Linked DNA regions of Homo sapiens: region 2 is linked to region 1. The links are chromatin loops, found by intact Hi-C in ENCODE. Cell type or tissue: PC-9. All regions are shown on one strand. Each heading gives the region's core, and the rest is flanking DNA. Links, peaks and the distances in the headings are about the cores only.

Region 1 (2,913 bases), core at 309-2,808:
CCCTGAACATTCTTGCCGGATATGCTGAGAATGCAAAGCCCTAACAGAACTACCCTTTACTCCATCCATTTCTCAGGAAGGGGTTGTAGCTAGCAACCTTGAGGAATGAAGTAATGACACCCTAGACAAATAGAATGCAAGCAGACTTGCTTTTCTTTGTTATAAAAATGGCAACTTTCCCAAGCTCAGTGCTCTTCAGCTGTGAAAAAACCCGTAGTATACAGAGCATCCACAGTCCCTTTGCCAGGGACTTGGAGGGCAAGGTGAATTTTCACTGATATCATGCTCATACTGCTTGCTGCATCATGGGTAATACAGTTCTTTGGTTCGGACCCAGGCATCTTACATCTTATGTTAGCATCCATGAAACAGTAACAGGCTAGCTTCACAGCTTATAAATAGGGTAGAATCCCAGACCCTAAACAATTTTTGACATTTTTGGCTACAAGCATATGATGTTGACAGAGATAAGGTTTCCTGAAAGAGAAATGACAGGGCTCTTATGGGCTGGTTTAGAGGATATGAGACCAGTAGCGAATGCTCTTGTTTAAGTGGTGGGGTAGTAGTACAGAGTAAGAGTCTCCTAACGACCTGCCTGTTAATGAATTTTTTGAGGCTAAGCAGTGAGGGGTGGAAATGAATGAAGCTTCTCAAATAGTGCCTTGGTTATTGCTCACTCTCTAGGCTGGAGGAGGAAAAATTATTATTATATCAACAAAACAGCAAGCCTCAGGGCCCTAAGGCAAAAGGCAGTATGGCTGTAGCTGCTGAATGAAGGGCTTCTGAGAGCTAACATAAAAGATGTCAGCAATGAGGATGTGGAGCTTTGGGTAGACTAAGTATATTATAAGTTCATTTGTGGAGTCTGAGTGGGCAGCCACTTGAAATTGAATGTAAATGCAGTCTTGCTGACTGGTACATAGCTGCTCTTTTACTTTGTGGACTCCCATTTTTCTCTACCCCCTCTATTCTAACCTCAGCTGCTTAAGATAAAAGCCAAATATGGTAGGGAACCTTAGGGAGGGAGAGAAATTCAGACTTTTTTTTAGCTCTGTTGAATAGAGATGCTCAATTCGCCATCCTACGTGGTCCTGTGGGAAAAAAGCACAGTAGGTGTCAAGGTAGGCTGAAGGCACTGAGGACTGCAGGGTGGAGTTCTAGCAGCATGCACAGGGGCAAATTAGAGACCCCTAGGCCCAAGCACTTCCAGGAGCACAGCGTCACCCTGGAGTGAGAAACCAAAGCAGAAGAAAAGCCTTCCCACCACCACAGTCCTCTGCAGAATAGATTTTCCCCGCTACCTTGTCTTCCCCATGCTCCTGGTTAGGAAATAATGTAGTCTCCTGGCAGCTATGGCTGTAGTCCCTTTTGTGCATATGTTAAATTCCTTGGTCTGTGTTCCTACAGGGGGTAAAACACTCAAATTTTAAAAAGCTAAAATGTAGATGGAGCCTCTGGGCCTATTCAGTGTACTATTGTTTTGGGTTCCTCTGCTAAATGTATAATTAGTATTGATAATTTTATGTTCTTACACTATGAATACTTACAGATTTAGAGGAGATTCTCCTATTCATGGGCTGCTGCATGTAAAGAGGTGTTCCCCTGTCCCCTTTCCCCTCCCTGGGTGATTCAGCAAAAATAATGTATCATCCCAGGAGGGAAGAAAAGAAAATCACAACTTTGGTTAAAGGCTCCATGACTGCTGGAGAACTCAACCATTTCCCAGTACAGCAGTGCCACCTGCCTGACCCAGCTACCAAGTGCATCTCTTTTGAAAAGGCAGATACAGCTTTGAAAAGGGATGCAGCTGACCTGGCCTTAGTATCATTTTGGCGTTCCATGAAGTAGAACCTACCCCTTTTGGGGAAAAGCTTATTTCTCACTTTGCCACCTGAAGCAAAGCAATTGACTCATTACGGCCCTGGATTTAAGGAATTTCTTATAAATACCTGGGCCTGTTTCACTTACAGTTCAGCCCAATTAAAAGCTGATGCAGTTGTTCAGGGTCAGTGCCAGCTACAGAAAAGTGAGAGTGTGTTCCATCACTCCATTCTTATAGCTTTGACCAATATGCCCCTTGATTAACCTTTTTATATTTTTACTGGCTCCTGGCCTGTTGCCAATAGCCTAACCTTCAGGTCTGCTGTTAGAAGACTAACAGATTTAAAACAACTTTTCTTTGGGACTGCAAATTGTGAAAACAAATTATAGTTGCCAGTCAGACAGTCTGGCTTACTCAAACCTGTACCTCCCAGATTGCCATCATTTCTACCTGGATTCGTTATTGTATCAGATATGGTAATAAATCCACTATAATAGTCTGGGCAATCATTGTGTCCTGGTTTTTGGGAATAGGGACTTCAATCAGTGTCCCACCCCTGCTTCCACTTGTAGGATGAATTCCTTTTCCTCCTTCATGGCTAAAGTTTTTTTTTTTTTTTTTTTAGGCATTTTTCTTCTCCTAGTTCTAATGTGTTTTCAACAGTGCTCAAAGCATATTGGGGTTGTTGCCTTTCCCTCTGGGGTTTAAGGCTCCCCTCTGACCCCTTACCCCCCATATTAAAGATGGTAGAAAGGATCCAGCCTGGACTTCATGCTTTCCCTCAGTGGCTTCATGCTTCCCTCAAGCCTGCACCATGAGAAATGCTTTGTCAGGCCTTTCACCATACACTCAGTCTTTTTGTGTATGCCTGTGAACATCTGGTGAGATCTTTGCAAAAGTCCATGAATGGGTATGAATTCCCTTTGTGTCTGTAGATCCTCTGGCTTCTATATTTTCTTGTGAACACACACTTAGCCTTTAGCAATTCATTAACGGTTTTGACTGAATTATTCTTACTGGTGTCTAGTATTGTCTTCCCCAGGTACTCAAGTGCTCACGTCCCATGTGTCCTGCCTTTCATTAGAATTTGG
Region 2 (2,913 bases), core at 237-2,736, 680 kb before region 1:
AGTTACTTTAAATTTGCCAATATTTTGGGAGAACAATAAAACTACATTTTTTCCTCTTCCATACTGGTAGATGCGAAATTTATCTGTGCATGAAAGGGTCACTTCTGTAATAGTGCAACAGATTTGGTATTAAAAATTAAATGTGGTTTTAAAAGTTCCTCTCTCTTTTGTAATTTATGTTCCCAATTGAGTGTGAATGTCCAAGTAATGGTGTATGTAATGGTACAGGCAAATGTGACTGGATTTCCCTCAAAAAAGTAACTATTAAACAGTCTTGATCTCTTTGTGACTTTTAACTTTTTCAAACATATATTGCCTAATGTTTTAAAATGGTGAAAAATTTTATTTTTTACTTTCAAAAGGCTGTTCTATGCAGAGAAAATTAAAACAAAATATAAAACAGATCTAATAGGACATATCAAAAACATTTGAATGAAAAACAGGACTAGATATTCCCAGCCTTTTGAGAAAAGTTCAAGAAATCAGGTGGTGCCTCCTTTCCCAAAGCCTGGCTCCTGGTGTCTGCCTGGGCCCGGCGCTTCTCTTCTGCTTGCCTGGACTCTGCCCTCCCGAATCACAGGCGACTTAGATTTCTTAACTCTCCTGTCTGAAGAGGGACACTACAGGTATCGAATGTATGTCACCCTCTCCCTTCTCTCCACCCCCATGCTTCTAATCTTCTCAAACCCTCTGGCAAACAGCCAAGCCCTGGCGTGTTCCCATGTTCCACCACCTGCCCCTTATTCTCCAGCCCCCTAGTCCCAGCATCACACTGACAAGACCTCCTGCTGGCTCAGAGCTGCCCTCCTCCATGGTGATTTGCATCACATGTTATATAAGTGAACCTTAAAGTGCTATGTAGAGCTTGGTGTTTCCACCTGGAGGGCATGTCTGTCACTCACTTCAGAACAGCACTTCAGGGCCTCTCCTCCCCTCTACAACGTCCGCCAAATTCACAGTCCATAGCTTTGTCCTCATCATCAGTCCTGGGGCTCTTTAGCAAAAAGGGTCTGGAGAAATGCAATCTTGACCCCAAAAAGCATTGGTCCATTGATGGTATGAACTTTCTTGTTCAGATGGCTTACAACAGGCCTGGTTTACCTCTAATGGCTGATTTTGTTTTGTTTTGAGACAGAGTCTCATTCTCTCACCCAGGCTGGAGAGCAGAGGCACTCACTGCAGCCTCTGCCTCCTGGGTTGGTTCAAGCAATTCTCGTGTCTCAGCCTCCCAAGTAACTGGGATTACAGGTGTGTGCCACCATGCCCGGCTAATTTTTGTATTTTTAGTAGAGACAGGGGTTTTGCCATGTTGGCCAGGCTGGTCTCAAACTCTTGACCTCAAGTGACCTACCCACCTTGGCCTCCCAAAGTGCTGGGATTAGAGGTATGAGCCACCGCGCCCCGCAATTTTGGAAAAGGCTTATGGAGGCAAGGGAAAAGAATATGAAGAATTCTTACCCAAATTAAGCAAATCCCTCCCGCTCAGGAAATTTTCCTACAGATTACCACCAGAGGGCTCCCCTGCTCTATGCAGTGTGAGAGAAACCTGCTTGCAGGAAAAAGTGGCCTCTGGACACAGTGCAAACCAGTTTTGATAATCAGCTTGTGATCTGATCATGCAAAAAATGATTGCCTGCTGCAACAGGGGAAAATGGGATTTGCAGCTTTCTCTGACGAGTCCACAGCATCCAGGGAGGAAGCATGTGTCCCTGTGAGCCTTGTTAAGCTTCTTCCTCTTAATGATTGTGGCCCGGGAGGTTCGGTATTGGGAGAGGAAGGAGGAGTGTGCCTCCTGGGTCCTACTAAGCATCCCTATCACGGCTGCAAGTCGGTAGGGATGAGGAGAGGCACGTCATTAAAATGGCATCTCCCTCTTCTCCAGAGTATGCTATTTTATCTGCCAATGGTTTGATGTTTTGTGATGGTATAGCACCCCCCAAAAAAGCACAGTTTAAGCACAGCTCTTTTCACTAAAAAAAAAAAAAAAAAAAAGCAAGAGAGGGAGAGACTACTACTTGAATATTTATACTAAATAAATAAATAGTTCCTAGGTGGAGGTGGAAAATTCACTGGACCGGAAAGAGATGGGGATTTGTCATAGCAACATAACCCCAATTACTTCAGGAAGCCCCCAAACCTGTGAAATTAACCTGTGCTCGCATCTGCGCTTGCTTACAGAGAGGAAGGCCGGATGCCAGTAACCATGAAGTAGCTCAGCAGTACTGCCCCGACCTGAATTCTTGCTTCATTACCATGCTAAGACCTCTGCCCAGGGGCCAGAAATGTACCTTGCTAGGCACAAAAAGTGCCAAGTACAAAAGACAAGACTGTGCACACTGTAGCGCCTCCTGGAAGAACCCACCTTTTTTCAGGAATCCCGCCCCAGTCTCCACCTACCTGCCCTAAGAGCTCTTAACATCCCCCTTTACCCGCCCCCCTCCTTCCCCCACCACCACCTCCCCCTCCCCCGTTGCAAGAAGGTGCTTTGAGTATGAGCTTCCCTTCTCCATTTCTTTATTAACAAAGTTTCTGCTCTGCTTTACCAAGCTTGGTTTGGTTCTATTGGCCGAAACGGCACCAGGCAGGAAAATGACCCCTTAGTGTCAACCAGCCTCCCTGGAGGGTGGGAACAGATTCAGATTCCAGCTCTGCCATCAACTAGCTGTGTGACAGTATATAAATGAACCCCCTAATCTCCCACGTCTCCAAGCCTCTGCTTTTTCGACTTGAAAATGACAGATAGCAGATGTTTTCAAAGGTATCTTTCTGCTTAGATCTTATGGTTCTTAATAACAAACCCACACACACACACACACAAATCTGAGCACCTTCTAGACCCAAGTATTTTGCTAATTTGGGAAGATACACGATGAGCAAAACCAGATGTAGTTCCTGTTCTTATGTAGGCTGGAG

Evidence for each region. Hi-C counts contacts between places; a loop is a spot of excess contacts. Peaks named below come from ENCODE experiments on the same cell type or tissue, not always from the same donor. Only the 100,000 strongest peaks of a DNase experiment are listed, where the experiment ranks them.
Region 2: it touches region 1 in a loop (16-fold over the local background); 11 of 110 quality-filtered maps call a loop at or near these places.

The regions. Positions count from the first base shown.
Region 1 is chr7:107,462,144-107,465,056 of GRCh38, reverse strand. The region is part of intron 6 of COG5 (component of oligomeric golgi complex 5); the gene reads left to right. Among named protein-coding and RNA genes, the nearest start is that of GPR22, 6.5 kb to the left of the region's middle. In PC-9, for the core only: a CTCF peak has its summit at 1,739; a DNase peak (open chromatin) is centred at 1,726; H3K27ac peaks cover 935 bases.
Region 2 is chr7:108,145,020-108,147,932 of GRCh38, reverse strand. NRCAM (neuronal cell adhesion molecule) reads left to right here. Exons shown (of 33, transcript NM_001037132.4): 33 at 1-284. Among named protein-coding and RNA genes, the nearest start is that of LAMB4, 16 kb to the right of the region's middle. In PC-9, for the core only: CTCF peaks have their summits at 1,325 and 1,529 (motif pointing right); a DNase peak (open chromatin) is centred at 1,532.